Linked DNA regions of Homo sapiens: region 2 is linked to region 1. Evidence: chromatin loops called from intact Hi-C (ENCODE). Cell type or tissue: heart right ventricle. All regions are shown on one strand. Each heading gives the region's core, and the rest is flanking DNA. Links, peaks and the distances in the headings are about the cores only. Region 1 overlaps TAFA4 (TAFA chemokine like family member 4). Region 2 overlaps SUCLG2-DT (SUCLG2 divergent transcript).

The links. A loop is a pair of places that touch in the nucleus more often than their neighbours do. Peaks named below come from ENCODE experiments on the same cell type or tissue, not always from the same donor. Only the 100,000 strongest peaks of a DNase experiment are listed, where the experiment ranks them.
Region 2: it touches region 1 in a loop (4-fold over the local background); 4 of 110 quality-filtered maps call a loop at or near these places.

Annotation. Positions count from the first base shown.
Region 1 is chr3:68,863,625-68,880,283 of GRCh38, reverse strand. The region is part of intron 3 of TAFA4 (TAFA chemokine like family member 4); the gene reads left to right. Among named protein-coding and RNA genes, the nearest start is that of TAFA4, 61 kb to the left of the region's middle. In heart right ventricle, for the core only: CTCF peaks have their summits at 1,756 (motif pointing right) and 3,974 (motif pointing right); no DNase peak of the experiment used is centred there; H3K27me3 peaks cover 2,727 bases.
Region 2 is chr3:67,780,986-67,797,644 of GRCh38, reverse strand. The region is part of intron 3 of SUCLG2-DT (SUCLG2 divergent transcript); the gene reads right to left. Among named protein-coding and RNA genes, the nearest start is that of SUCLG2-DT, 130 kb to the right of the region's middle. In heart right ventricle, for the core only: a CTCF peak has its summit at 7,413; a DNase peak (open chromatin) is centred at 7,395.

The DNA of each region.
Region 1 (16,659 bases), core at 681-8,680:
AGATGTGGAGAAAATATGCTACATGATTTTTTAAAAAAAGAAAAGAGAAAAAGCTGTGGTAACTTTTGTAAGGGACTTAAAATGGGTGTTGTCTAAAGATTTAGAGGCAGTCATTCTGATAACTTCTAGTGAGACTCATATCTCTGCATTGCTGATTTTTAAAGGCGAGATCAAAACCATCAGCTACCGATCAGTTTGTGTGTTTGTGTGTGTGTGTGTGTGTGTGTTTCTGTCCTTTCTTTCTTACATCAACATTTAAAGTGACACAGTGGAAACTCCCCAGCAAATTGTGTTTTCCTGAATAATTCATATGTGTCAATGGACTTGTTGTCAATTAATTTACTCTCTCAGCTTTGGTAATCTGAGGCGTGGCAGTGCCAGAAATGTTTTGACTTCTTTGGGAAAGAGTGATGCCTGAACCCTAAATCACGTATGGGTCAGAATTATAAATTCTGTCTCCAAAGGTCTTGTGTTTGGAAAGTTCATGAGATATTCTTACCACCAAATATATAACATGTCATACTTTCCACTTCGTTATTCTGATATTTTAAGGTTAGTCATAATTTAAGGCTCAAGATAATTTTTAAAATCTCACACAACTCAATTTTCCCTCCTCAAGTGACAGTTCCAAGAAGATGAGAAAAATAATGATTGAAGTTTCAGCAAATCAGCATAAAATCAATACCATTTGGCTGCTGTGAAGTGCCCACAGCTAGTTGGTTATTGTGCTGTGCCTATTTTTATGAGTTTGTTCACGAGGATAGTGTTTGAGGTCCTCAATCTTATCTCTTTTCTTGAGTGGAGTTTAAGAGTCAGATTAGTTGACAAGTGAAGCATTTCAGTAGGATTACCACCCACTCCCATTCATGCTATAAATTTTATCTAATGATCTTCAGGGAATGAAAGTCCATGATCCTTGCAATGTCCATGTGGCATTTTTGTCCCAGTTTAGTGCTCAGCTGATGGAGAACTCAGGATCACCAGAATTAATTGGGGCAGTGCACCGAGATCCTGAGAAACTCTGGTCAGATTTTCACTCTACTGTGGGTATATTATAGGAAGTCTGACAGCGGGAGCAAGTTGCAGAGTGTTATCTGCAAACGGCTGTGTCTGAGTGTCCAGAGAGGCTCCTGGCACTGTCCCATGGGCTTCATGGTTAGTGCTGGCCAATTAAAGAAATGATGGCACTAGGAAACCCTAGTTAGAAGTTGGATGCTTTTTATGGCTTGGATTAGAAGAGTGGATGTTGATTGCTGTGTGTAAACAAGGAGGTATTTTACAACCCTATCTCCACCTACCTGGCTAAGAGACACAGAAGAAAGGTGGGAATCTCCCCCCCAGTTTTGGCAGATGGGTGTTACGGTAGGTGTGTATCAGAGATGTAATTTTAGTTTAAGCATTAAAAAAACCAAAATGAAAACCCACCTAATTTTCACAGGTTGGGTGGTGAGACTCTTTCTTGAAGACAAATGGCATTAATACATTTCCACAGAATCCAGTAGTATTTTTAAGCAACTAAAAAACGCAAAAGACAGGTTTTGTTGTTTTTAAAGTCTATTTTCCATCATAATTGAGCAGGCAGGAGATCACATACACATATGGGACTGTGTAGCTTCAAGCTGTAGAAAAGGTGAAGGGGCCAATTGGCAGGTTCGTTTCTTTTAAAAGGAGGCCAGGGCTAACTCTTGTTATTTCTTCAACTAGCAATTTGTCCTTTTGTTCCTTTTTTTTTGGCTGTAAGCAGTGCCTTATTTCCCCACAAGAGGGTAGCAAATATGTTTTGTGCAGTGGAAAGATGCCTTCTGGAAGGAAGTTTCAGAAACTCAACTCCTGTGGAATTAAAGATTTAGGGATCTTCCTAGAAATTTCATCTGGTATAGACACGAGTAGTTGGGACACAAAGCATCTTACAACTTTAAGATTTATTCCTGTGAATACTAGGAGACTTCAAAAATTCAGATTTTTATCCTTTAAAGATGGAGTCATAGCTAGTTTTCTGATGGAGCTGAGAAAGTTGAGAACTTGGGTGCTATTGATTTATACGTTCACTTTAATAGTTCCATTTCCCTAGAGAACTTTGAATATAACCTGGACTGCACTATTTCAATTCCACAAAATGCTGTGGTGCTTGGTGACTATTTAATAAAATCTGTTGGCATAAAGTCCCTGGAAAAACTGGGGCACACCTGGAAATGAGGCAGGAAAGGAAATCAAATGTTGGGGGGTCTAAAGTCAAACCTAATTCTGGTTCTGGTACATCCTGGCTGTGTGGCCTTATCCAGGCCACTTAACCTCTCTGAACCTGTTTTATCATCTGTAAAAATGGAATGATATCCATGCCTATTTTATTTGGAGTTATTGGGATAACTAATAAGGAAAAATAGGTGAAGGGATTAGCACATAGTAAACATTCCATAAATGGCAGCTGTTTTCACATTTGGAGGCATCGAGAATGAGTGTGGAAAGGTTCGCATTCCAGGAACAGCTGAAGACTGTGAGCATGGGTAGGTAGATGTGGTCAGAGCCTTCAGGGTTTGAAGATTTCTCATGCATAAGAGAAAAAGGCTTGTTTTTTCATTGTTCTAGTAAGCTGACTGTGGCGAAGAAAGTTGCTCTATGAAGACTGAGGTTTCAGCTCAACCTTAAGGAGAGAAAGGCTTCAACAAGCTGGGGAACAGAGTGACCCAGAAGGGTGTTGAGAGCCCTTTTATTTGCTGGCCTTGACCTAAATCTGCTGTAGAGAGGATGTATCACTGATTGGGAAGTAGTTAGATGTCAAGAATTGTGAAGGGTCTGAGCTTTTACCCTCCTTGCAAGCTAACAGGTTAGCTGGTCATAGTTTCGTGGATGCTGGGCAGAAGGCATGAGATGCTTGGGTCAGAGACAAAAGATTTTACTTTATTTTAATTAATCAATTAATTTTTTGAGATGGAGTCTCCCTCTGTCACTTATGCTGGAGTGCAGTGGCGCAGTCTCGGCTCACTGCAACCTCTGCCTCCCAGGTTCAAGTGATTCTCCTGCCTCAGCCTCCTGAGTAGCTGGGGTTATAGGCGCCTACCACAGCGCCCAGCTAATTTTTGTATTTTTAGTAGAGGTGGGCTTTCCCCATGTTATCCAGGCTGGTCTCGAACTCCTGACCTCAAGTGATCCACCCACCTCGGCCTCCCAAAGTGCTGGGATTACAGGCCTGAGACACTGCGCCCGGCCCGAGACAAAAGATTTTATTACTCATGGCAGAGGAAGCAGCATGAGCTTCAGTTTTGCTTCAGTTCTTCTTTCATTCTTGGGCAAGTTATGAAACCTCTTCGGGACTCAGCCTCTTTCTATGTAAAATGAGAATAATAAAAATAATAAAAAATAAGTCTCACGGTTATAATAAGGAATCAATTAATACCTGGGAAATGCTGAGAACTGTGTTTGCTTAGTGAGTGCTCAAATGCTAGTTATCCTTATTTAGAGCTGTCTTCTTCTTTTGAATGTTATCTGTTTTGTAGAGGTTCTGTACTGTTCAAATTTATGGAAATTTAGGTTTTCTGTTTTTTTTTCTGTTATAAATGATTATGCAAAATATGCATGTTGTGATTGTGTGTTTTGGTGGTTTATGTTATTTTTAACTTAGGGTAAATTTTTTGAAGAGCAGTTGTTGCATCCAAGTTTGATCCCATGTTTTCTGTCCCCTATGATGGCTGAAATTTATAGGAACCCTGCAAATACTCTTGACTAAATAGCATACGCTGTTTTAGTTCTAATTTTCTACAATAAACCTGGTAATTTCAAAAATACTAACTGAGTGGGGAATATAACATCTACTACAGGAGTCTCTCTGAGGCTTAAATTTGAGATAACATTTGTGAAAATGATAAAATTGTATGTACAGGCGGCTATACTTGTACTTTGCCGGCAGAAATGAATTGTACTTAACACAGATGCGTTTGAAAAATGATTTGCCTGCATTGCCTAAGTTCTGACACTAGGGGGTAGGCAAGGCTTATCATAGCTAAATAGAGCCACATGTAATTTTGCATGTTATAAAGCTGCGCTGAAAAAAGTAAAAGGCAACAGAGGAAATTAATTTCACTAACACATTTTATTTAACCCAATATATTCAAAATATTATCATTTTAACATGTGACCCTAGCCACGTTTCAAGTGCTCAATAGTCACATGTGGTTAGAGCCTACTATGATAAGTCCCATGAACTAATAATGAGTTAGGTCTTAATGTTGCTTTTTTAAAGATTGGAATTATGGGTTATTTTAATTTTCATGGGTCAGTCATAGAGCACATTGTTTTATCTCTCTTTATTTCACTTAATTTCTTTTATGTTTTATTTAGTTATTTAGTTCTCTCTCTCTTTTTTTTTTTTAAAACAAATGACTACTAAATTTAGAAAAAGTACCAGGTAAGTGGGATTCGTAACCTCAAGTAATAAAGAATGGGGAAGAGTTCTGTTTCCTGATGAATAGCTTATGCTGTTATTCTCTGCAAGAGCATATTTTTAGGGAGAGGGAAGTGGCAAAAGTAATTTGACAGTGTGTGTGTGTTTATGCATGTGATATCAACCATTAAGTCTTAAAGTTACCCACTAGCAAACTTATTTTGATCAATAATGAGCACTTACCCACTGGGGTAAGTGAAACCTGATGATACCATTTTAATATGGTTTCTCCTGTACTTTTCTCTATCTTCCTTCTTCCTGTCCCACTTCCAGTGAATGGTTATTTCAGTAAATCTATGGATGTATTGCTATGCAGGCAACTCCACAATAGCATACACTATTTTATGAGCAAGAAAAAGAAAAGACTGTGGAATGGTTTAAAGGTCCTATGTTTTGGTAGCAATGGAAAAAGGCATCCATAAGATAGTGGTTACTTTATTCTCTCCCTGGGGAGCTTTTGCACGAAAAACACAGAGGGCCCACTGCAGCGAGATTCCATCTGAACCTTACAAAGTAGAGTGCAGGCACCTGTATTATTTAACAACCGTACTATTGATTACTCAGACCTGCAGCCAAAGATGAGAACAAATGATTCAGAAGTTAAAAAAAAAAAAAAACTGGAAGTTTGACTCTAGCTCCTATCAAGGTACAGTTTGATGTGGGTGGTGATGTCTCCATTTCAGTCTTGCTATGACATAGTTAGGCTGAGGAGAGTTGTCACCCTGTCAAGGTGACCTCCATTTCCACCTCTTGGGAAGGACTGTGAAAATACTTACTCATTTTGTACCAGCTCAGCTTTTTGAATGCTAAAAGCTTCCATGGTGAGGGATTCCACTAGCCTCCGTTGTACCCCATATTATATTTCTTCAGTGCCATCTTGATGGGCTCAGCTTTTAATAAGAAGGGAAAGGAACACATTATATGCAGTGTTCATATTTGGCTTCTTCTCACCTCCTCAGCTGCAAGTTCAAGTCCCAGTGCCACTGGCAAGTTCAGCTTTGTGAAATGTCTGACAAATGAGCATGCTTTACATCCTTTGTGTGTGTGTGTGTGTGTGTGTGTAAAGAAAGGGTTGTATTACTGACGGGAGTAAAGAATTTCAGTTCCTCAAATGAGCTTGTGAGCCATCCTACTTGGCAGAGTAGGCTTTTTCACCCTTCCCTCTTTGAGTCTTTAGGGCAGAACAGGCAACTGTCTTTGAAGAGTTCCTCGGGTAGTTTGGGAAAAGATTCTCCTTACCCTTGAGAAGAAATTTCCCTTTTTCTTCTTTCAAGCCACGGCCTTAGACTCATCTAAACAAAGCCTACAATTTGGGGTTTAAAAAGCTACAGGTCAATACCTCATCTGTATGCCAGTGCTATACGAGGAAATTGGAATCATTTGTTCCCTATAAGGAAAATAAAATCATTGGTAAAAAGAAACAGCAGGGGTAGAGACGGGGCAGGAAGAAAAATGACGTTTTGTATTTTCCTAGGTGTTGCTTGGATGCTTTAAATATTTTGGTCCATATGGTAGTCTCAGAATAGAACACTGGAAATAATATTTTTGAAGGGACATTTAAAAACCCATTACAAAGGATTGATTGTGAGAAGACTGTGTTTGCAAGAGTTAAAAACAATTTGACTACTAAGGCCAAGTACCATCAATGCTTATATTTTAGGGTATGTCTGAAATCAGATAAGAACTATAACTAAGTCCGACAGGGTTAGAAGGGCCTGAGATTGTTGGGTGTCTCCAACTGGGCTCTGTTTTTTTCTTAGCTGTTGGGGATTGGGTAATGGGATCCTAGAAGCAGAGAGGGAACAATAGAGAAATTTGTTTCAGGAAAAATATAATATAGGCATGAAATGAAAGAAGTGAATAGCAACAGTGTTGTTAGCAGCAGGCAATTTTTCAGTAGCTCATCACTGACATTGCACAGCTACCTGGGAAAGGGCTGGGAATAAATACCAGCCATCCAAGGGTGTGGGAGATTTCAGCAATCCGAACTTGGTTGTGCATAAAGGAGTCAAGAGGTGTGTCTTCTTCCCCAAAGTCAAACAGTTACAGATTTTGGAAAAGTCTCCTTTGCTCTGGAAAGTCTTATTTGTTGTTTAGAAAGCATTTGCAAGAAATAGTGGGAGGCTTGTCTTTCAAGTGGCACTTTCAAAGGCTGGTTGGATTTGAGCTAGAGAAATGAACATGTGAACATGTTGCTGTTTTCTGCCCTCCCTGCAAGTGTCCTGTGGTCATTTTACAGGCTTTTCAAGTAAGTGTTGCCCCGTGGAGGACAGTGATTTCTAACTATGCATAGTCTATATGTTTGAGCTGTTGCCGGCTAAACATATCCAATAGGAAATAATACCCAAATTGAAAGGGAGAGAGCAGCTATTAATATGAATTACTTGTCTAGTTAGTTGCTTTCAGGATACCATCTAGAAATTGGAAACATTCACAGAATGGCTAGGTCAGCATTTTTCTGGCCCAGGGTGTGTGTGTGTGTGTGTGTGTGTGTGTGTGTGTGTGTGTATGTCTGCGTGTGTCTGTCTGTTGTGTGTGTGTCTGTGTCTGTTTCTATTTGTCTTCTCCTGGAAAACAAGTATGACGTTGTTTGATCTCTCCAGGTGAGAGCAAGGTTGTTAGCCTCTCCTACCTTATGTTGTACTGATCTGGAATTTGTTTTCTAATGAGCCTGATGCATGCCTCATAGGTGTGTGACACATCAGAACCTGGATTGTTTCTATAAGTCACTGAGACCTAAGTTTGAACCCTACTAATTTTAGAATTTGTAATGGAATGTGTGATGAAAGATCAGCCTTGAGATGATACGGCTGATATTTACCCATGCTGTCTATGAAAAGGGATTTGCTAAGCAAATAAATGGTGTAAATATATTTACCAAGGAGCTGTTCACGTTATCTTAAAAAATCGTCAAGTGCTTTGGAAGCATTTATTTAACATGAAGTCAAAATGCTTGTGCCTTCTCTCTGCAAAGTCCTACCTATGTGACCCTGGGCAAAGTTATTTAATCTCTCTGAGCCTCAGTTTCTTCTTCCTGGAAGTGAGTATTACAACATCCCCTACCTAAAAGTATTTTTGTGACATGAAATGAGACAATTTATCTAAAGAGCTTGGTATTATGTCTGGAATTTAATGCATTTTCTTATTTATTATTGCTACATAATAGTTGTGCATATCTTTGGGGTACATGTGATATTTTGATACATATATACAATGTGTAATGATCAAACCAGGACAGTTGCAACATCGATCACCCCAAACATTCACCCTTTCTTTATGTTGGGAATATTGTGATTCCTCTTCTCTAGCTATTTTGAACTAAAACTAAATTATTGTTAACTATAGTTACCGTACCATACTATTGAACACTACCTCATATTTCTTCTCTCTAACTGCATTTTTTTAAACTATTAACCTCTGTTCATCTCTCCCTCCTCCCAACCCTTCCTAGCCCCTGGTAACCACCAATCAACTTTCTACCAGTATGAAATCTACTTTTCTAAGCTCTCACATATGAATGAGAGCATGCAGTATTTATTCTGTGCCTGGCTTATTTCAGTTAACATAATGACCTTCAGTTACATCCGTATTGCTGCAAATGACAGGATTTTATTCTTTTTTATGACTGAATAATATTCCATTATATATATATATGTACCACATTTGCTTTATCCATTCATCCAGTGATGGACACTTACGTTGTTCCCATATCTTGGCTGCTGTAAATATGGCTGCAATAAACATGGGAGTATAGTTATCTCCTTGATATTCTGGTTTCCTTTCTTCTGGATAGATATCCAGCAATGGGATTGCTGGATCATTTGGTCCTTTTAGTTTTAGTTTTTGAAGGACCACTGTATTGTTTTCCACAGTGGCTGTACTAATCTACATTCCCCCAATGATGTATGAGTGTTCTCCTTTCTCCACATTCTTGCCAGCATCTGTTATTTTTTGTCTTTTTGATAAAAACCATTTTGACTGGGGTGAGATGATATCTCAGTGTGGTTTTGACTTGCATTTCCCTGTTGATTAGTGATGCTGAGCATTTTTTCATATACCTGTTGGTCATTTGTATGTCTTCTTTTGAGAAATGTTTATTCAACTCTTTTGCCCATTTTAAAACTGGATGGTTTTTATTTTTTGCTGTTAAGTTGTTTGAGTTCCTTATATATGCTGCTTATTAATTGATTGTTGGATGGATAGTTTGCAAATATTTTTGGCCTTTTCATAGGTTATCTTTTCACTTTGCCGATTGCTTCCTTTGCAATGCAGAAAATTTTTGCTTTTGTGACCTGTGCTTTCAAAGTCTTACTAAAAAAATTTTTGCCCGGACCAATGTCTTGAAGCATTTCCCCAGTTTTTGCTTCTAATAGTTTCATAGTTTCAGGTGTTAGACTTAAGTCTTTACTCCATTTTGATTTGATTTTTGTATATAGTGAGCGATAGGGGTCTAGCTTTGTTCTTCTGCATATGGTTTTTCAGTTTTCCCAGCACCATTTTTTGAAGAGACTGTCCTTTCCCCAATATAGGTTCTTGGTGTCTTTGTCAAAAATGAGTTGGTATTGTAAATAGTGCTGCAATAAACATTCGTGTGCATGTGTCTTTACAGTAGAATGATTTATAATCATTTGGGTATATACTCAGTAATGGGATTGCTGGGTCAAATGGTATTTCTGGTTCTAGATCCTTGAGGAATTGCCACACTGTCTTCCACAATAGTTGAACTAATTTACACTCCCACCAACAGTGTAAAAGCATTCCCATTTCTCCACATCCTCTACCGCATCTGTTGTTTCCTGACTTTTTAATGATCGCCATTCTAACTGGCATGAGATTTTGGAACCAACCCAAATACCCATCAGTGATAGACTGGATAAAGAAAATGTGGCATGTATACACCATGGAATACTATGCAGCCATAAAAAAGAATGAGTTCATGTCCTTTGCAGGGACATGGATGAAGCTGGAAACCATCATTCTCAGCAAACTAACACAGGAACAGAAAACCAAACACTGCATGTTCTCACTCATAAGTGGGAGTTGAACAATGAGAACACATTGATACAGGAAGGGAAACATCACACATCAGGGCCTGTCGGGTGGGGAGCAAGGGGAGGGAGAGTATTAGGACAAATACCCAATGCATGCCGGGCTTAAAACCTAGACGGTTGGCTGATAGATGCAGCAAACCACCATGGCACATGTATACCTATGTAACAAACCTGCACATTCTGCACATGTATCCCAGAACTTTAAAGTAAAATAAAAATTAAAAAAATGAGTTGGCTGTAAATGTGTGGATTTATTTCTGGGTTCTGTATTCTGTTCCACTGCTCTATGTGTCTGTTTTTATGCTAGTACCATGCTGTTTTAATTACTATGGCTTTGTAGTATATTTTGAAGTCAAGTAGTGTGATGCCTCCAGCTTTGTTCTTTTTGTCCAGTTCGGATTGTTTTGGTTATTTTGGGTCTTTTATGGCTCCACATGAATTTTTGCATTGTTTTTTCAAGTTTTGTGAAGAATGTTACTGGTTTTTGATAGAGATTGCATTGAATCTATAGACCACTTTGGGTAGTATTGACATTTTAACAATATTAATTCTTCTAACCCATGAGTATAGGCGTGTTTCTTTTTTTGTGTGTCTTCTTCATTGACTTTCATCAATGTTTAATAGTTTTCTTTGTAGAGATTTTTTGCATCTCTGGTTTAATTTATTTCTAGGTATTTTATATTCCTTGTGTCTATTGTAAATGATGTTGGTGCCTTGATTACTTTTTCAGATTCTTTGCATATAAATGCTATGGATTTTTATATGTTAATTTTGTATCCTGCAACTTTACTGAATTCACTTATCAGTTCTCAGTGTTTTTTGTTGGAATCTTTAGGCTTTTCTAAATGTAATGTCATGTCATCTATGAACAAGAATGATTTGTCTTCTTCCTTTCCAATTTGGATGCCCTTTATTTCTTTCTCTTGTCTAATTGCTGTGGCTAGAACTTCAAATGTTATGTTGAAAAAAAGTGGTAAATTTGTGCATCCTTGTCTTATTCCAGATCTTAGAGAAATGTCTTTCAATTTCCCCCCAAGCAGTATGTTAGCTGTGGGTTTGTTACGTATGGCCATTTTTGTTTTGAGGTGTGTTCCTTCTGTACCCAATTTGTTGAGAGTTTTTATCATAAAAGAATGTTGAATTGTGTTGAATCCTTTTAAAACATCTGTGGAAATGATCGTATGGTTTTTGTCCTTGATTCTGTTAATCTGATGTATCATGTTTATTGATTTGCATATGTTGAACCATCTTTGCATCCCTGGGATGACATTGATTATTTGATCATGGTGAATGATCTTTTTATTGTGTCATTGAATTTGTTTTCCAGTGTTTTGTTGAGGACGTTTACATCTGTGTTCATCAGGGATATTGGCTTGTAGTTTTCTTTTCATTGTGTCCTTATCTGGTTTTGGTGTAAGGGCAATGCTGGCCTTGTAGAGTGAATTTGCACATATTACCTCTTCTTCATTTTTTTGAATAGTTTGAGTATAATTGGTGTTATAAGTAGTTCTTTAAATATTTGGTGGAATTCAGCAGTGAAGCCATCATGTCCTGGGCTTTTCTTTGATGGGAGATGCTTTATGACTGCCTTAATCTCATTATTTGTTATTGATCTGTTTGAGTTTTCTATTTCTTCCTGGTTTAATCTTGGCAGGTTGTATGTGTCCAGGAATTTATTCATTTCTTTTAGCTTTTCGAATTTGTTGGCATATAGCTGTTGATGATCCATTGAATTTCTGTGGTATCAGTTGTTATGTGTTCTTTTTTTTCTTTCTGATTATATTTATTTGGGTCTTCCCTCTTTTTATTCTTAGTCTAGCTAAACGTTTTTCAATTTTTTTATCTCTGCAAAAAAACAACTTTTTGTTAATCTTTTGTATTTTTTAAAGTTTCAATTTCATTATTTCTGCTCTGGTATTATTTCATTCCTTCTACTAATTTTGGATTTGGTTGGTTGTCTTCTAGTTTACTGAGATGTATCATTGTTTATTTGAACTTGTTCTACTCTTTTGAAGTAGGCATTTATTGCTATAATCTTCACTTTTAATGCTGCTTTTTCTGTATCCCATAGATTTTGGGATGTTTGTTTACATTTTCATTCCTTTCATGAATTTTTAAATTTCCTTCTTGCTTCATTTTCCCATTGATCATTTAAGAACATGTTGTTTAATTTCCATGTGCTTGTATAGTTTCCAAAGTTCTTATTACTGATTTCTACGTTTATTCCAATGTGGTCAGAAAAAAATACTTGATATCATTTTTAGTTTTTTGAATTTGTTGAGACTTGTTTTGTCACTCAACATGTGACCTGTCCTGGAGAATGTTCCATATGCTGATGAGAAGAAGGTGTATTTTGCAGCAGCTGGATGAAATGTTCTGTAAATGTCAGGTCCATTTTGTCTAGAGTGTAGTTTAACTCTGATGTTTCTTTGTTGATTTTTCTGTCTGGATGATCTGTACATTATATATATATTTGGGTGCATATATATTTACAGTTGTTATATCCTCTTGCTGAATTCACCCCTTTATCGTTATATAGTGAACCTCTTTGTCTCTTTTACAACCTTTGACTTGAAGCCTATAACTGGTATAAGGTTAGCTACTCCTGCTCTTTTCTCATTTCCATTTGCATGGAATAGCTTTCCTTCCTTTCACTTTCAGTCTATGTGTGTCTTTATAGGTGAAGTGAATTTCTTGTAGGCAGCTTATAGTTGGGTTGTGTTTTTCAAAAATCTACTCAGCCACTCTATGTCTTTTAGTTGGAGAATTTAGTCAATTTACATTCAAGGTTGTTATTGGATATGGAAGTACTTACCACTGTCATATTGTTATTTTCTGGTTGTTTTGTGACTCCTCTCTTTCTTCCTTTGTTACTGTCTTCTTCCTCTGTGGCTATGTGATTTTTTTCTCTGGTAATATGTTTTAATTTGTTGCTTTTCATTGTTATTGTATCTATTATAGGTTTTTGCCTCGCAGGGTTTACCATGAGGCTTACAGAAAACTTCTTATAGATATAACAAGTTATTTTAAATAAACGATAAGTGATTACAAAGAAAAGAAACAAACAAATGAAAAACAAAAACCCTGCACTTTAACTTCATCCCTTCCACATTTTGACTTTTCGTTGTCTCAATTTTCATCTTTTAATATTGCCTATCCCTAATAAGTTGCTGTTGTCATTGTTACTTTTGATAGATTTGTCTTTTAGTTTTCATATTAGTGACATGAGTGGGTTACACACTGTAATTACAGTATTAGGATATTTTGAATTTATCTGTGTACTTACTTTAGCAGTTAGTTTGTTACCTTCAAATGTTTTCTTTTTGCACATTACTGTTTTTTTCTTTCAGATTGAAGAACTCCATTTAGCATTTCTTGTAAGACAAGTCTAGTAGTGCTGAATTCCCCCAGCTCTTGTTGTCTGGGAAAGACTTCATCTGTCCTTCATGTTTGAAAGAAAGCTTTTCTGGGTGCAGTATTCTTGGCTTATGGTTTTTTTCTTTAGCAGTTTGAATATGTTGTCCCATCTTTCCTGGCCTCTGTGGTTTCCATTGAGAAGTCTGTTGCCAGACGATTCAGAGCTCCTCAACATGTTATTAGCTGCTTTCCTCATGTTGCTTTTAGCATCCTCTCTTTTTCCTTGACCTTTGAGAGTTTGATTATTATCTGCTTTTTTGGTAGTCTTATTCGGGTTGGTTATATTTGGTGATCTCTGACATCCTTGTACCTGGATATTTATATCTTGCTCTAGGTTTGGAAATTTTTCTGTTATTATCTTTCAGAATAAGGTTGCTGCTACCCCTTGCTCTTTCTCAATTCCGTCTTAGACACCAGTGATTCTTAGATTTGTTCTTTCGAGGTAATTCCTCATATTCTGTAGGTGTCCTTTGTTCCTTTTCATTCTTTTTTTATTTTTTCTATTCTGACTGTATATTTTCAAACAGCCTGCTTTTGAGCTCACAGACTTTTTTCTGGTTTTATTCATTCTGCTATTGAGAACTTCTAATGCATTTTGTGGTCCAACACATGAATTTCTCAGTTCCAGGATTTGTTTTTTGTTGTTGTTGTTGTTCATCTGATACATTTCTGAGTTTTTTTTTTTGTGAGTTTGCAGAGTTTTTTTTTTTTTTTTTTTTTTTTTTTAGAACTGCTATTTTGAATCCTTGATCTGAGAGCTCACACATCACCATCTCATTAGGGTTCATCCCTGGCTGCTTGTTTTGTCTGCTTAGGGAGTTCATGATTCCTTGTTTGCTGTTATTTCTCGTGAATATATGTCTATTGCTTTGTATGGAAGAGTTAATTATTTATTTCTGTCTTTGCTCCCTGGCTTGTTTTGGTCTTTCTGGGGTATGTTTGCTTAGAGGTTCTTTGCAGTTGCCTGTTGAGTTCCCTTAATCCTAGATTGCTGCTTCCTTTTTGGCACTAGATGGTGCCTGAAGCCCAGATTTGCCTCTAATCTCACTAAGGTTCAGAGCTCTGCCAGTCTTGAAATGGGAGTGTGGGTCCCAATGGGAATATCCTGCCATGTGAGAAGTATAGCTAGGGGTTCATGCCCAGAAGAACTGTGGAATGTGCCTTCTACAGTGTGGTGCTGCTGAACAACCACTCTAGTTTGGCATCTTTTTTGGCTAAGATAAAGGGCTGAGTTTTGTGAGCTGAGGTCACTAGTCTTACATCCTCTATTTGTTTCTAGCACCCTCAGGGGATTTTCTCCCTACCGGCACTTGCTGTGTTTCCTGTGGGTTGAAGCAGGAATAGTTTCCCTGAACAAGAACCCAAGATGGTTTGGAAGCTGGCTGTCCACCTCAGTCTCACTTTTTTCCAGTGTAGAAATCATAAATCTGGGTGAATTTTTTTGCACATGGTGCTTGGCAGATTTGAGGGAGGTGCATTGCAGATAGAAAAGTCCATTTCTCTTACCATCTGTCTGGAGTTTTTCACCTGTCTGTGGTTTCAGGGAACATCTCAGCCTCAAATTTGAGCTCTAGCTGGTGTGGTAAGTGCCTATAGTTCTAGCTACTTTGGAAGCTGAGGCAGGAGGATCACTTGAGGACTGGAGTTTGAAGCAGCAGCACACTATGATTATGTCTATGTATAGCCACTGCATTCCAGACTGAGTGTATTCATCCATTTTCATACTGCTATGAAGCAATACCCAAGACAGGGTAATTTATAAAGAAAAAGAGGTTTAATCGACTCACAGTTCCACATGACTGGGGAGGCCTCACAATCATGGCAGAAGGCAAAGGAGGAGAAAAGGCATGTTTTACATGGTGGCAGGCAAAAGAGATGTGCCAGGAAACTGCCCTTTATAAAACCATCAGATCTCGTGAGACTTACTCACTATTGTGAAAACAGTACAGGGAAAAACCTGGCCCCATGATTCAATTGCCTTCCATCAGGTCCTCCCCATGACACATGGGGATTATGGGAACTACAATTCAGGATGAGATTTGGGTGGGGTCAAAGCCAAACCATATCACTGGGCAACATAGAGAAAGCCAGTGTTTAAAGAAAAATTAAAAAAAAAATAAATTGTGGGATATTACTGGTGATAATCTGAGTGCTGAATATTTGTTTTTGGTTTCTTGTGGAGTAGAATGAAGCCAGATTGCTTCTGCCATTGTCAATGCACATATTTTATTTTTGTTTTTTAACAGCTCTATTAAGGTATAACTGACATAAAATAAACTGCACAAATTTGAAAGTGTACACTTTGTTAAATTTTAACCTATTTACACCCATGAAACCATCTTAATAATAAAAGTAATGAATAAACCCTTCACCCCAAAAGTTTCCTTATACTCTTTTGTAATCAGCTCCTCTTTCCTTCCCACCATCCCTAGGCAACCACAGATTTTTTTTTGGTCACTGTAGATGAGTTTGCATTTTCTAGAATTTTGTTTGTGGAATCATCTTCTTTTTCATCTGGTTTCTTTCTGCATAATTGTTCTATGATTCTTCCATGTTGCTGCATATATATGGGTTCTTTTTTTAACTAAAACATTTTAAGTTGACACACAACCTCATTTCTTTTTATTGCTGAGTAGTATTCCATTATGTGCCACACGTTGTTTATCCATTCACTTGTTGATAAACACTTGGAGTTTTTCTAACTTTGGCTATCATAAATACAGCTGCTGTGAACATTTTGTACAAGTGTTACACAGACATATGGTTTCATTTTTCTTTGGTAACTACCTTGGGAGAAGAATGGCTGGTTCATATGGTAGGTGTATGTTTGACTTTTAAGAAACTGTTAAACATTTTTAAAGTGATGTACCGATGCGTGCTCACCAGCAGTGAATGAGAGTTTCAGTCCCTTCATATTCTTGCCAGCACTAAGTATTGTCTGTATCTTTAATTTTAGCCATTTTTAATAGGTGTGTGGTGATATCATATTGCAGATTTAATTTGCATGAACCTAATGGCTAATAATGTTGCACATCTTTCATTTGCTTGTCACCTGTCTATCTTCTTTGGTGAAGTGTGTTCAAATTATTTGGCCACTTTTTAAAGTCACATTGTTTGTTTTCTCAGTATTGAGTTTTGAGAGATCTTTTTATATTCTTGATATAATTCCTTTATCAAATAACCAAACTGCAAATATTTTCTCCCAGTATGTGGCTTATCTTTTCACTCTCTTAACAATGTTTTTTGAGGAGCAGAAGTTTTTATTTTGATAAAGTCCAATATACTAGTTTGTTCTTTTATGTATTTTACTTTCGGTGTCTTAGAAATATTTGTCCCAATCCGAGATCACACAGGTTGTTTTCTGTTTTCTTTGAGACAGTTTTTAGTTTTTGGCTTTATATTTAGGACTGTGATCCATTTTGAGTTAATTTTTGTATATAAAACATGTAATGCATTTTTAGTAGGTAAAAAAGTGCTCATTATACATTGTTCTCTTGTTACTTAGGTGAAGTTGCTGAGAATACTTGAAAGTAATAGATTTATTTTAAAATGCCTTAGGCATTTTAATAAGTCAGATTGGTATTCCCAGACTAATTAGTTTGAATTAGTGAATTAAAATAAAGGGTGTAATAATTTCAGCCATAGAGCTTTTCAGATAAGAATATTTTAAACAGATCACATCTGTGCAGCTCTGAATAATAAGAATATCAACCCAGAAGCTGGAAGACTGGCACTTCTTCCACAATAGTTGTG
Region 2 (16,659 bases), core at 2,989-10,988, 1.1 Mb after region 1:
TAGTTTCTTGACAGAAAGACTTCCAAGAAGAGGATCACATATATAATGTTACCTATACTTATTTGACCAGAAACAACTTCTTCCCTGCACTCAGCTCATGAGACCAGTGTTTAGCAGAACATACACTGTGAATTTCTGCCATCTGTCTCAATGGCTTTGAGTGGGGTGAGGGGAAATTATACTTAAGTACTTGAGAGTGCAGTTAGTCATGTCCCCTGGTTCATTGTATACAATCATCAGTGATCCCTGGGGCAAAACCCTATTTTGATCAATTGATTGATCAACAAGTTCCCCTTTAACTTCATTCTCTCATGCTTCCCCTATAGGCAACCATATCACTTTGTTTAATGTGAATGTTTTCATTCATATATATTCTTATGTTGGGACGGCAAAGGAGTGGAGGGGGTGAGGAAGGAACTGACACCCTAGAATATTCCTTTTTGTATATAGTTTTGACTTTCTCAAGACTTTAATCCTCTACATAATAAAAATAGCTAAATCAATAAGGGTGGAAGGAGGAGGGGACTAAAACTGAAAGCAAAGTGAACCACATGAATTCAATTGTATTTCAAAGGAATGCTACAATTGCTCTTAAGAGGAACAGAAAGAAAGGAGTGAGGAAGAGACGGAGGGAGGAAAGGAGAGAGAGAAAGAACAAGAGAATAAAAAAATAAAAAGAGAGAAAGGAAGAGATGAAGGAAAGGAGGGAGGAAATAATGGAGGGAGAGAAAAAAGAAAAAGAAATAAAGGAAGAAAGGAAGAAAAAAATCCAAGTAATTGGCCATCCACCCTCAGTTTGCAGCGGAGTAGGGTAGGGTGGTAACAAGAATTGTAAACAAACCCTGAACTATTTTTGATAATCTTTTTTGTAATGGTGTGGGAAAAGTTGTGAAATTATTTTAGATGTATTAGAGGGTTGAGCAAATGAATTAATTTAGGAGCCAGGGTTGTCAATGAGAAAGAAGGTACATACGAATATGAAACGGGGAAAGACAAGAAATAGCCATGCAGGGATGACTTGAAAATTGTGAGTATTGGTGCGAATTCAAAATTTCAAAGATACGTAGATATATGTACAGGCGCATGTATATGTGTACATGTTTAAGCACATATGTATGCATATGCAAGTGTGTATATATATGTCTCTGTATATAGCATGTATTTCCTAGTTCTGTACATTGAAAGGGTCAAAATGCCACACCTAGTAACAATGAGCACACCTAGTACCTAGAGCTTGCTATCTAATATAATTCCCCACTGAAAGAAACCAGGACTCCTTAGAGAAGTGGCTGATTCCAGGGCTTGGGTAAATAGGTGTAAGATGAGCCTGGAACATCTTGGTATGCTATCAAGTAAGTGCTCAAATAATTGATGGGAGAACGCCCAAAGATACAGAAGCCAGCTTAACGGTGCTCCCACCAGCCAAATACGGGGCAATTTCAAAACGGCAATAATTAACTAATCTATTAAAAACCATTTGGGGAATAAAGAAAATTATGTTTCCATATTGATAATAAATATATAGAAAAAATAAATAAAAAGGGGAGATGAGAGGGCTCTTGTTTATGGCAGAATACCATGTGCTGGCTAATAAATGTGGAAAGAGTACTGGGATAGAAAATCAGCAACTTGCAGCCATTGTTTATAAAGATTAGATGAGCCAAGGATTATGAATGAATGCAAAAAATTAGGGAGAAAAATTGATGTGGAGAAGAATATGTGCATGGTCTTAATGTGTCTCTCCACAGATTAAAGAGTGCAAGGGAAAAAATATTAATTATACAGTAGAGAAATCAGACAACACCTTAACCAAATGGTCAAAATTAACACCACCGATTAGAAGTAGATGGGAGTCCTGCCACCAGATGTGGCACCCCGAGAGGGACACGCCATCACCTATGCAATATTCTGGCCAAGCATGCATAACCTAAATCTAATCAGGAAGAAACATTAGATGAAGCCCAAATGAAGATCATTCCGTTAACACATATGGGTATTGAGGAGTGTATTTTTTAATGTCAATGTTGTACAGAAACAAAGGGTATTCTACGTTAAAGGAGGTAAAGAGACATGACAGCCAAATGCAATACCTGACTCTAGACTGGATCCTGTAATAGAGAAGGAAAAGTACTATTTAAAAAATCTTTGGGTCAACTGATAAAACTAGAACATAATAAAATTGTACCAATATAAAGTTATGATGTTGATAACTGTACTGTAGTCATATAAGAGCATATCCCTATACTTAGGAAATACACAGTGAAAAATTAAAAATGGCCATGAAAAGAGAAAGAAATAAAGGGTATTCAAATAGGAAGAGAGGAAGTCAAATTGTCTCTGTTTGCAGATGACACAATTTTATATTTAGAAAACCCCATCATCTCAGCCCAGAAACTCCTTAAACTGATAAGCAACCTCAGCAAAGTCTCAGGATACAAAATCAATGTGTGAAAACCACAAGCATTCCTTTCCACCAACAATAGACAAGAGAGCCAAATCATAAATGAACTCCCATTCACAATCACTGAGAGAGTAAAATACATAGGAATACAGTTAGCAAGGGATGTGAAGGACCTTTTCAAGGAGAACTACAAACCACTGCTCAAGGAAATAAGACAGGGCACATACAAATGGAAAAACATTCCATCCTAATAGGAAAAATCAATATCATGAAAATGGCCATACTGCCAGAAGTAATTTATAGATTCAATGCTATTCCCATCAAACTACCATTGACATTCTTCACAGAATTGGAAAAAACTATTATAAATTTCATATGGAATTTCTTTGTAGGGCACTGGGCAGATAAATGCCCACACCATACAAAGAAGACCCCGTATAGCCAAGACAATCCTAAGCAAAAAGGACAAAGCTGGATGCATCTCACTACCTGACTTCAAACTATACTACAAGGCTACAGTAACCAAATCAGCATGGTACTGGTACGAAAACAGACACATAGACCAATGGAACAGAAACTCAGAAAAAAGACCGCACATCTACAACCATCTGATCTTCGACAAATCTGACAAGAACAAGCAATGGGGAAAGGATTCCTTACTTAATAAATAGTGCTGGAAAAACTGGCTAGTCATATGCAGAAAATTGAAACTGGACCCCTTCCTTACACCTTGTACAAAAATTAACTCAAGATGGATTTAAAACTTAAATGTAAAACCCAAAACTATAAAAACCCCAGAAGAAAATCTAGGTAATACCATTCAGGACATAGGCATAGGAAAAGATTTCATGACAAAAACATCAAAAGTAATTGGAAGAAAAGCAAAAATTGACAAATGGGATCTAATTAAACTAAAGAGCTTCTGCATAGCAAAAGAAACTACAATCAAAGTGAACAGACAACCTACAGAATGGGAGAAAAATTTTGCGATCTATCCACCTGACAAAGGTCTAATATCCAGAATCTGCAAGACACTTAAACAAATTTACAAGAAAAAAACAACCCCATTAAAAACTAGGTAAAGGATATGAATAGACACTTCCCAAAAGAAGACATTTATGTGGCCAACAAATATATGAAAAAAAGCCCAACATCACTTTTCATTAGAGAAATGCAAATCAAAACCACAATGGGATATCATCTCACACCAGTCAGAATGGCAATTATAAAAAATTCAAGAAACAACAAGGCTGTGGAGAAGTAGGAATGCTTTTACACTGTTAGTGGGAATGTAAATTATTTTAATCAAGACAACTAGCTGAAACACTCGGGGCTTAATACCTAGGTGATAGGTTAATAGGTGCAGCAAACCACCATGGCACATGTTTACCTATATATCAACAAACCTGCACTTACTGCACATATATCACAGTACTTAAAATATAATAAAATTTTTAAAAAGAGGATGGGCTTGGTGGCTCAGGCCTGTAATCCCAGCACTTTGGGAGGCCGAGGCAGGCAGATCACCTGAGGTCAGGAGTTCGAGACCAGCCTGACCAACATAGTGAAACCCTGTCTCTACTAAAAATACAAAAATTAGCCTAGCATAGTGGCAGGCGCCTGTAATCTCAGCTACTCAAGAGGCTGAGGCAGAAGAATAGCTTGAACCCAGGAGGTGGAGGTTGCAGATCACGCCATTGCACTCCAGCCTGGGCAACAAGAGCGAAACTCCATCTCAAAAAAAAAAAAAAAAAAAAAAGAATAAATCTGTAACCTGAAAAAAAGGAATAGATATGTAACCTGAAGAACAAAAAAAAGAAAATGTCTATGAGGGGTATGAATCATCCTCAATTCAGAAAAAGAAATGTACAGAGAATGAGGTGGGGCGGAATTGGGGGGAGCTATGTGACAATGATAAAGGAAAAGTAATAAAATATTAACAATAGGTGACTGAATAAAGGGTTTATGGGTTTTCTTTACACTATTCTTGTTCTTACTTGAAATTATTCTACTTATGTTACAATTTTCTATATTATTCTATCTAAGCTACTCTTATTTGACATTATTTCCAAATAAAAGTTTTAAAATCAAAAACATTTTTAAAGGAATGGTCTTTACTACTCTTATTTGACATTGTTTCCAAATAAAATTTTTAAATCAAAAAATATATTTCTAAAGGAATAGTCTTCCTAGAATGGTAACAATATTGAAGCAGAGTGATGGGTGTATAGAATTCACTATTCTATTCTGTCTCTTTGGTATACATTTGGAATTTTCCATAATAAAGAAATTCTTGTTTTTCAGAAATGGTTTGACTTGTCATTGGTTTACATTTAAACGGCTGATTTCATGTGTTGACCATGGGCTATTTGGAAGGGCTCCTCCACATGTGAGATGTTATCAATCTTGGTGGCACTGGGCAGATGAATGCCCACTCCATACAAAATTTGTCCTCAGGGCCTGGGTGCAGTGGCTCATACCTGTAATCCCAGCACTTTTGGAGGCTGAGGCAGGTGGATCACTTAAGCCCAGGAATTTGAGACCAGCCTGGGCAACATGGTGAGACCCTATTTTTAGAGAAAATATATAAAAATTAGCCAGGCATGGTGGTGGGTGCCTGTAGTCTCAGCTACTTGGGAGGCTGCGATGGAAGGATCACCTGAGCCCAGGAGGTCAAGGCTGTAGTGAGCTATGATTGCTCCACTGCACTCCAGACTGGGTAACAGGGTGGGACCCTGTCTTTAAAAAAAAAAAAAAATCTTCGAAGCTTTAGCTTGCACAGCAGTCTCTCCTCTCTCTCTCTCTCTCTCTCTCTCTCTCTCTCTCTCTCTCTCTCTCTGACAGAGACATTTGCTCCTTTTGGGCAGTCTATGATAGTGTGATAAAATAGGACAACTTCTGGCTTCCTTTCCTCCAGGCTATTTTCTCACTCTGTTCTAGAACATTCTATCTTTTTTATCACTTGTTTAATATTACCTTATACCTCTACAGAATAACTATCTTTTCCAAAACACTTTCACATACACTATCTCATATCATCTATAACTATTCTTTGAACAGAGATACACATTACCATGACACCTTGACCATCAAAGAACAAGGAGAAGGAAGCATCAAATCCAAGGTCAGGAGGAGCAGGAATTAGAACACAGGACACTTTTTTCTACACTGTGCCTCACCCAATTGACAGCATATGACATGATGAGGTTAGGGAAGAATGACAAAATTATGCCTGGCCCATGCCTTTTAGGGGTTTCTGGTAAGCTTTTAAATAACAGCATGGGGTTTGTTTTCAGCTTATGATCTACTCCAATATCCACATTGTTTTTTGCTGTGTCTATGCATAGCCTGGCATTCCAGTCTTGGAATCATGTCTTTCACATTTGTCCATATTGACTTTGCTTCCATATGAAATATTTACATAGGTTTATCACTTTGTCATCATTTAGAGTGGCATCTGTTTGCCAAAAACGAGTCAGGTCTCAGTCACGGCGGCTTGTTGGATCGGTGTGAGCGTCTCTGAAGGAAAGGAGAAATTGCCTTTTGATAGGCTCCCTTAACATTGAGTTACTTTATTAATTATTAACTGACATTTCATTATCTTTTGCTTTCAAATATGTTTTGGGTGTTTTCCTTCATTTCAGACTTACAACAACCTGTGGGATATGTTAAACAACTTTTATTATCCTACGTATTGGCTGTTGGAAGGTGAAATTATTTAAAAATGTCACAGAGCTAAAAGCATGATGACCCAGGTCTCCTACTTCTCAGGCCTGTGGTCTTTTTTATTAAATATGCTAAGTCACCTTATTAAAGAAAACACTAAGAAACAATGACTTTTCAAACATTCCAGAGACTAATTTTGTAATTAAACTAAGAGCTACCACTTGGTGAGCATCTAAGTTTTAATTTACATCTATAAAATAATATTAAAATGCTTTCTGTTCCTTCTGGAAACCAACTAAAGTCCCAAAGTCCCAAGAGACTATAGAAAACCTCATATTTAAAAAAGAAGGTGGCCAAATTGGTCATTTTACCCACACCCCCATCATCTCATCCAGCTCATATAGGCAGAAGACTAGAGTTAAGAGAGATTGTTGAATCAGGAAATTGTTGGCTGAGTGGCTATTGCACAAACCAAGTTAGGGCATTTCCATGAAGTGAACGAAGGCTGATTATCAGATGGGTAGATTAAGGTTTCATTCCCTGGCAGCCTGCTTGCGGGTGGACAGAAAAACATGTTAGTGTTCCCCAACCTATCCCCATTCCCCAAGACAGAACTCGGTGGCAGAATTCTTGAAGGAGGTTTACATGTATTCCTTAACTATGGGAGCATAAGCAAAACAAGAAGCTGCTATTTACTTCCTTTCTGAGGTTTTCTGAGTTTACCATCTGAAGATGGTAAACTGGCTGCAGACAACACCAATAACAGGGAGAGGAGAGGGCAACAGTGGAGACTGTCTACACAGCAAGCATGACAAGTCTCCTGTATACCAAGAATCTTCACCTGTCTCAGACCAACCTGATGGGGCCACACCCAATATCACTCCATGAAGGGAGCAATGAGCCCGCAACAGAAATAAGCTGTGGTGTGAACCACAAAGGCAGCAGCTAGTCAGTGCCTCCAAATCCTCAAGCAGTGGGAGATGAGCATAATTAAATAATTGCCCTGACTTATGTCAAGTTCCCTAGAAGCACAGATTGAGACAGAAATTCACATGCATGAGTTTTAGTGATAGAGATGCCTCAGGAGAAACCAGTAAAAGGAGGGAATAAAACAGAAGAGGGAAGAAAAAAGAGCCAAGCTAGTGTGAGATCACAGGTCCATCTAGCCAGATTCATGGGTAGAAAAGGGCTCTGTAGCTTAAATTACCCATCAGAATCATCTCCTATTGAGGCAAAGGGCTGGCCTTATGTGTCTCTGTCATTCATCCGCTCTTGGCAACTGGAGTGAGAGTGGGCTAAACTAAAAACAATTCTCAGGAGAAGGAGCAGGGGGCAGCAGTGAGCCATTCAATGCTCAGGGTAATGGGGGATGTGTGCAATAGAGCAGACAAGAGGATCCACTTGGGGAACCAACAGCACTCCTACATCCCCTTCTTCCAAAGAGAATGTTCCAAGGTATCTTCCACGTGGTATTTCAGAGAGATGGAGCCCCAGTTACCCATAGTAATGACCTGCTCTAAAGCTTTTGTTGGTTTTTATTTTTTCCTCTTTTCCTCTTTTCTTCACTTGTACTACCTGCACCCACTTTCCAGATAGACTAACTGCACCCATATTCTTCTCTCAAGATCATTTCAGGGGAAATCCAAATTAAGACAACTATCCAAATGAAATGATTGTTATCACTGAAGGTTCCCAACAGCCATGGGCTCCAATTAGATAGCTTTAAGGAGCAAGAAATTAAAGATCGTGTTGGGGGGAAAAACAAAATAAAGCTCTTTCCTGCTTGCACCACTATGAAATTTACATTGGTTAACAAATTGATACCCATTCATTATCTCATTTAATCCTCACAGCAACATTCTGTAGTAGGTATAATTATCTCCACTTTACATGAAAAAACAGAGGTTCAAAGAAGGTAAGGGTGTTGCCCAAAGCCTCCCAGCTGAGATTCAAGTTCATGTTATTTAATTCTAAAGCCAGCAAACATTCTTGTTTACTAATCCATTCATTTGCATTTGCTCATTTTAAAATTAAATGTAGGTTTCTAGAACAACTCTTAAGACAATTGTGATGAGAAGTATACTTTTTATGTGATGAAGGGGCACATTTTTCTTTTTCTAATATAGCCAGGAAGACGAAAAGGGCAGATAGCATGTTTTGTTGTTAAACTGACAACATTATTGATATTTTTCAAATTATTACAAGAAAGACCCAGCATTCACATGTTTTATTTAAGGCAGCTTCTGCATTGTTTGGACATTACATTATTTATGTCAAAAACAGTATTTTGGGTGAACATTTATTCACCCAGTAACATTTATTAGTTACAACTAAGCAGTTTTAAGACCAGAATAAAAGACTGGAAAAAGGAGGGTAAGGGGAATAAACCAGTGTCTTATTTCTCTGGGACTCTCCCTGACATGTAGATATTTTGTTCAAGTTATAAACTAAATTCCCAATGTTTGCTCTATAGGGTTGACACAGCTCCCCAGGCAGACAGCTGTTAGGAGGGACTGTTAAATCAGCCAGGTAAATGGGAAGATGTCAACCACAGTTTCTGTACAGAAGGCTATGCTGTATGGTGATTAGCATGATAAAAACATCGGTATTAGGCAACCTTTGATTTAAACTAGACCATGACACTCAGCTATGCAATCTTAGACTAACTACTTATGCTCCTTAAGTTTCAATTTTCCAAAATGCAAACTGGAGAAAATAATGGTAGTCAACTGTATTCATCTGTTTTCACATTGCTACAAAGATAGTACCTGAGACTGGGTAATATATAAACAAAAGAGGTTTAATTGACTCATGGTTCCGCATGGCTGGGGAGGCCTCAGGAAACTTACAATCACGGCAGATAGGTGAAGGAGGAGCAAGTACCTTCTTCACAATGCGGCAGGAGAGAGAGAGCGAGCGAGAAAAAGGGGTAACTGCCAAACACTTCTAAAGCATCAGATCTCAAGAGAACTCACACACTATCATGAGAACAGCATGGGGGAAACCGCCCCTATAATCCAATCACCTCCCACCCAGCACCTCCCTCAACACTTGGGGATTACAATTTTAGATAAGATTTGGACAGGAACAAAAAGCCAAACCATATCACTAACTGATAGGGTTTAGGAAGGATTAAATAGGATCAAGTTACAGCACTCACTAAATTTTATCCATAATCAATAAAATGTTTATTTTTCTGATTAGAATAGGATATAAGGAAGACACTTTAATGAAAATGAACACAGTTAATTTTGCAAAGTTTGACCTATGCTGTTCCAGTCTTAGCCACACCCTAGTTTCCTGGACACCACCAGTATCATGTCCATGAAGAGGTTCGACTTGCACATCAGGATGACTGCATGACTGACATTGCTTATCTGGAACAATTCCACTTATAACATCTCCTGATGTGGTGCCTTTTGGGAATTAACCCTCTCCCCTAGGAACGCAGCAGGAGTAGAGAAGTTTGCAAACACAGTGGAGAGAGAATATATGTCGATATGGAGTGCTGTAAACTTACATTATTGTGAATCTGGGATGACAGCATAAGTCACAAAAAGGGAAGCATTAAATGAATTACACAGGCCTTCTGCAAGAAGTGGCAATAAAACAGTGGAGTACCCTTCGCCATCCTGTATTTCATTTATGCCACATAAATTCAACTTAAGAATCTTATCTTAATTCTTTCCCATTTTTAGCCTCCTTCACATTCCCCCTGTCATATGACTCGGAATTATTCTTTCATTTCATGTGTATTTATTGAGTGCCTTCTCCTTTGTATAGAAGTCCCTATAGGGCATTATCAAGCTGTAAGTGCAAGCTATGGTGGTTATCTACATGGATATCTCACCAAATTAAATTGCTTTCCTGATATAAAAGATAGATAATAGAGAGCCAGGTAAAAAATAACTGTGTATTAAACTTCATATGTAATCACTCTTTAACCAACACCATTATTCTGTGTAAATTAAGAGTAAATGTCAACTGATTTTATGGTTGTGCTTGTGAGAATGTTAATACTATGACAAAAAAGGACACTGCAAAATCATCTTTTATTAATTTGATGAAAATACAATGTGGGTATGGATGGGGTATAATTATTAAAAAATAAGGTGATCAGGCTTCCCAAGTTATTGTGGCCACCCATTCATTATTTTTCTGATTGAGAGATGGCAGAAATGCAGCACATGGTTCACAATCCCCTCTGCCCCCAGCAACACACACATGCACGTATATACACATGTGAACAATTGATCATAGGGCTTTTTCCTATGAATGTTGATATTGCCTCAGAATCTATCTCAATGCAGCACTCCAGGAAATGCATTCCACTATCAGTGTGGGCACGTGCAATTATTTCTACTAAGGATATAATAATCCTTAGAGTTGATGGAGGGGCTTTTTACGCTTTTTGACAAACTAAGTCCTTCAACTTCTTAAAGTTGTGCACTTTTAATATGCACCCTACCCACAGTGAAGCAACAAGAAGAAGATGAAACACCTTAATGCCTTCAGTTGAGAAAGTTTAGATTTAAACTCATAATTTCAAACCATTTTAAAATATAGCTTTATTTATGTATTCCACAAAGATCTCTATTCTGTTCATTTTTTTGCCCAGGTTCATCCAGGAATTAGAATAAAATGTGAAGCAGCCATTGTTTATAAAAGTTGTTACTTGTATCAACCACTTCTCTCCCTGTCATGCTGTAAAGGTGAAACTCCCAATCCTAATACATCAAAACCCAGGTTTTGATTCTGAGCCTAGATCCCCAAAATCCACGTAACATTTCCTGCAATTTCCAGAGCTAACTCAGTGAACAAAAATGTTTTCTATTTAAGATAGTCCTTGCTCATCTATCTAAAAAGGAAAACTCTTATTCATCTTTCAAAATCCAGGTTAGGTATCATCCCCTGTGGAAAGCCATCTTTGTCCATCTCTTCTGGTGATCCGATACGATGAATTTCCTTCATTTCTTGTGCAGGTTTCTCTAGCTGCCCTTATCATACTCATTTGTGTCCTCTAGAAAATAGGGAACTCCTTAAAAGTCAGGTGATGTGTTAGTCATCTCCTTGCCCTGAGCACCTAACAGGGTTCCCCGCTTAAAGGCTAAATTACTACATGCTATTAAACTGAACTAAACAGAATGCTCAATTTTAAACACAGGGAATTACCTTTTAAATCAGATATTCTTGAAAGGAGCTATCGGAGATGGTGAAAACATTAAAGAGCAATTGATACCAAGAAGGTAAATAGTGTGGAAGGGAAAATTCTAATATTTCATTCATTCATCATTCAAATATTTAATAAGTGTCTATTATGAAGAAAATATAAAGTGAGAGACAGTATGGAGCTCCTATATAATAGATAGTGGGAATTATGTACCACCAGCTACAAGTAAAGGAGTGTTGATCCATCAGTGACAAAGAAATTTTGTAGTAAATAAGTAGAAAGGGGAATGGTTGAGACTGAGGAGAGATTGATGAACATGAAAAAACCAGGTCAATGAGCATGATACTGCACTAGTCCTATTCTTCTATATTCTGTTAACTGTTGAAGACAACTACCCAAAGTTTTCCATCAGACTTACCAGCCACAAAAACTGGGTAACAGGCAGAGGTTAGAACAGTTTGGAGGGCTCAAAAGAAGACAGAAAAATGTGAGAAAGTTTTGAACTCCCTAGAAACTTGTTGAATGATTTTGACTAAAATGTTGATAATGATATCGACAATGAAATCCATGCTGAGGTGGTCTCAGATGGAAATGAGGAAGTTTTCAGGAACTGGAGAAAGGTGACTCTTGTTATGTTTTAGCAAACAGACTGGTGGCATTTTGCCCTTGCCCTAGAGATTTGTAGAACACTGAACTTGAGAGAGATGATTTAGGGTACCTGGCAGAAGAAATTTCTAAGCAGCAAAGCATTCAAGAGGTGACTTGGGTGCTGTTAAAGGCATTCAGTTTTGTAAGGGAAGCAGAGCATAAGAGTTTGGAAAATTTGCAGCCTGACAACACGATGGAAAAGAAAATCCTATTTTCTAAGGAGAAATTCAAGCTGACTGCTGAAATTTGCATAATTTATAAGGAGCCGAATGTTAATCCTCAAGACAATGGGGAAAATGTCTTCCACATTTTCAGGTATCTTTTCAGCAGCACCCCACTCTACTGGTACCAATTTACCATATTAGCTTGTTTTCATGCTGCTGATAAAGACATACCCAAAGCTGGGGAGAAAAAGCAATTTAATGGACTTACAGTTCCACATGGCTGGGGAGGCCTCACAATGATGGCGGAAGGCAAGGAGAAGCAAGTCACATCTTATATGGATGGCAGCAGGCAAAGAGAGAGCTTGTGCAGGGAAACTACCATTTTTAAACCATCAGATCTCGTGAGACTTATTCACTATCATGAGAACAACATGGGAAAGACCCACCTCCATGATTCAGTCATCTCCCACCACGTCCCTCTGACAACATGTGGGAATTACGGGAGCTGCAAGATGAGATTCGGGTGGGGACAAAGAGCCAAACCATATCACCAAGAATCTTAATTTCTCTAATAACGAATTTGTGTGTGTATGAGTGAGTGTGGGTGTGGGTGTGTGTTTTCCATTGATATACATACATAGAGATATGCAAACAAACAGAGCAATAATTTTAGAGTCAGGTAGATCACTGATTGAATCTTAGAATTTTCTCCAGGTGTGTGACTTTATGAAAAATCACTTCACCTTTCTAAGCCTGTTTCCTCATGTATTTACGTGACTGTTTTACACAAGATTATTTTTGTTTGAAGTCAAGACCTTATATATCAAAATTAGCAGAAATCCCAGCACATAGCAGAAACTCAATAAATGATGGCATAATTAAAATATGATTATAATTATGATTATTATATTTGTGTACCTTAAGCCACTCTACCTCTACTACCCATCCTCCTAATTCTTCCCCTGCCCCCAGCAGTCAGTAATGAATCACGGTAGATAGAGAAGTCATAGGTGAAACTGGGCATTTAGAATTCCTTAGCATGGAAATTAATAAAAATTTTGAATTTGTTTCATAGTAGTCTAATGAATATATGTGGTTAAACTTGATGACCTAACCTCCCTCATTTATAAATTGGAGATCTAAAAAAATACCTTCTTTGAAGGCTGATTTTGAGAACTGTATATAATGTATGTAATTTAGCACAGATCCTGGCACATGGTAGAAACTCAAAATGGTGGCTATAACTGTAAATATCATAATTAATTATATGTGCTTATTGTTCTCAAAATGAAAACAATAACTAAAATGTATCTTTCATTCCAAAGAGTCCTGATAGGATGTAAAGAAAGTGTCAGCATTCTCCCATTTCCTTGCAGCCCATGACACTCTGCCCACGTTGGTACTGCTAGGACATCAAAGCATGTCTGGGAAAGCTAACACCTTAAAGGAGAGCATCTAGCAACTCTAGATGGAATGTGCTGTAGACAGCTGTAAGTACACAAGAATCCAGGCACAAAGCAGCCTGCGTAACTCACTGTGAATTAGATTTTTGATTCTTTATATTTCCCCTTTAATCCCCATGACTTTGGTTTTAAGTAGCATTGGGTCATGTGGAATTTTAACAAAGGCTTCTCTGAAAATCCAAAAGAACGATCCTCTCTCTTATTGTGTAGCCTTTTTTATGACCTTGTTACATAGACAGGTTTAGTTAAACAAGATTTTCTCTTCTTCAGATTAGTTCAGAACATACTTTATTTTTTGTGTCTTGGCAAGGTTTCTAAAATCCTTCCCACACTGGGATTCATTTAGCCCAGCTAAGATTCCACAAACAGAAGATAAACTACAATGTTTAAAAAGACAGACAGGGAATGTAAACTGGTCTGGCCATTTTGGAAAACAGCTTGGCAATTTCTTAAACAAAAACAAAACAAAACTAAAACTAAACATGCAACCACAATAACACCCAGCAGTTGCACTCCTGGAGACACTTCCTAGAGAAATTAAAATTTATGTTTACCAAAACAAAAACCCATACACAAATATTCATAGCAGTTTTATTTACAATAGCTAAAAACTGGAATCAGCCCAGATGTTCAACACATGAATGATTAAACAAACTGTGACAAGTACATTCCATGGAATACTACTCAGCAATAAAAGAAACAAACTATTGATACAAGCAAGAACTTAGATGAATTTCAGAAAATTATGTTGAGTGAAAAAAGCTAATCCCAAAAGGCTACATAGCACTGTTAATTTCATTTATGTAACATTTTGAAATATGAAAAATAATTTAGATGGAGGTAGATGAGTAGTTGGCAGGAGTTAGGGGATGGGGAGTGGGGGTTGGAGAAGGAGGGTGGCAAGCAGGAGGTGAGTGTGGATATAAAAAGGCAACAAGAGGATCCTTGTGGTGTTGGAACTGTTAGTATCATTACTGTGGCAGTGGATACAAGAACCTGCACGTAATAAAACGGTATAAAATTTAATACACACAAATACACACACACACATAAGTATAAATAAAACTTGGAAAATCTGAATAAGATTGCTGAATTTTATCATGGTCAATATCCTAGTTCTTATAATTTTGACAAGCGTAACCATTGGGAGAAACTGGGCAAAAGGTACCTAGGAGCTTTCTGTATTATTTTTTACAGCTGTATCTTATCTACAGTATCACACAAAGTTTTATTTTCAATTAAAAAATAAACTAAATAAAGCCACTGGAAGAAGCAAAAGGAAAAAATATTTTCTATGTTATCATTGAAAAAAATTATGAAGTTCAAACCTCCAGAAAATTATTGAGTTATTACATAGTGATTGCTTAAACTCTCTTCAGCTGAACAAAGAGAGAACTTACCTCCTGAAAGAAAGGCCAGGCATAGTGTTTCACACTTGTAACCCCAGCACTTTGGGAGGTTGAGGTAGGGGGATCACTTGAGGTCAGGAGTTTGAGACCAACCTGGCCAACATTGTGAAACCCCATCTCTACTAAAAATACAACTATTTGCTGGCTGTGGTGACAGGCTCCTCCTGTAATCCCATAATCCCAGCTACTCAGGAGGTTGAGGCAGGAGACTCACTTGAACCTGGGAGGCAGAGGTTGCAGTGAGCTGGGCAACACAGTGAGACTCTATCTAAAAAAAAAAAAAAAAAAAAAAAAAACCTCCTGGAAGTATTAATAATATTTCCTAAATCTGAAAAAATTCTTCCTAAAAGAAATGGAATCCCTTTAAAAAAAAAAAAAAAACACTATATCTGTTGGTCTTACAGAACAACTCTAAGTCCTCAGACACATGGGAGCACTCCAAAATCATGGAGAGCTATATATTTTACCCTGAGCTTGATTTTTATTGTGATAAATACTGTATTCTTGGTTATTTTTCTTCATATGTCATGTTTTTGTGCTTCCCCCTGATTCTAAACAGTTCTTCTCTAAACACATTTCAATGTCACCAATTTCTTTCTTAAAGTGATTGTAGTGTTCTAAGTGTGATATAAACAGAGAGGCAGGATTGCTGGCAAGATGGCCAAACAGGAACAGCTGTGGTCAGCAGCTCCGAGCGAGATCAAAACAGAAGGCGGGCGATTTCTGCATTTCCAACTGAGGTATCCAGTTCATCTCATTGGGACTGGCTGGACAGTGGGTGCAGCCCACAGAGGGTGAACTGAAGCAGGGTGGGGCGTCGCCTCACCGGGGAAGTGCAAGGGGTCAGGGAATTTTCTCCCCTGCCCGAGGGAAACTGTGAGGGACTGAGCCTGAGGAACTGTGCACACTCCGGCCCAGATATCGTGCTTGTCCCATGGTCTTCACAACCCACAGACCAGGAGATTCCCTCTGGTGCCTACCCCACCAGGTCCCTGGGTTTCAAGCGCAAAACTGGGCATCCATTTGAGCAGTCACCGGACTAGCTGCAGGAGTTTTGTTTTTTGATTTTTCTTTTTTCCATATCCCAGTTGTGCCTGGAACACCAGTGAGACAGAACCTTTCACTTCCCTGGAAAGGGGTGTTGAAGCCAGGGAGCCAAGTGGTCTGGATCGGCGGGTCCCACGCCCACGGAGCCCAACAAACTAAGATCCACTGGCTTGAAATTTTTGCTACCAGCACAGCAGCAGTCTGAGTTCGAACTCGGAAGCTCACGCTTGCTTGGGGGAGGAGCGTCCGCCATTTCTGAGGCTTGGGCAGGCGGTTTTATGCTCACAGTGTAAACAAAGCCACCAGGAAGTTCGAACTGGGTGGAGCCAACTGCAGCTCAGCAAGGACCCTGTGGCCAGACTGCCAGATTTCTCCTCTTTGGGCAGGGCATCTCAGAAAAAAAGGCAGCAGTACCAGCCAGGGACTTATAGATAAAACCCCCATCTCCCTGGGATAGAACACCTGAGGGACAGAGCACCTGGGGAAGGGGCAGCTGTGGGCGCAGCTTCAGCAAACTTAAACATCCCTGCTTGACAGCTCTGAAGAGAGCAGCAGACCTCCCAGCATAGTGTTCAAGCTCTGCTAAGGGTCAGACTACCTCCTCAAGTGGCTCTCTGACCCCCATGTATCCTAACTGGGAGATACCTCCCAGTAGGAGCCAACAGACACCTCATAAAGGAGAGCTCTGACT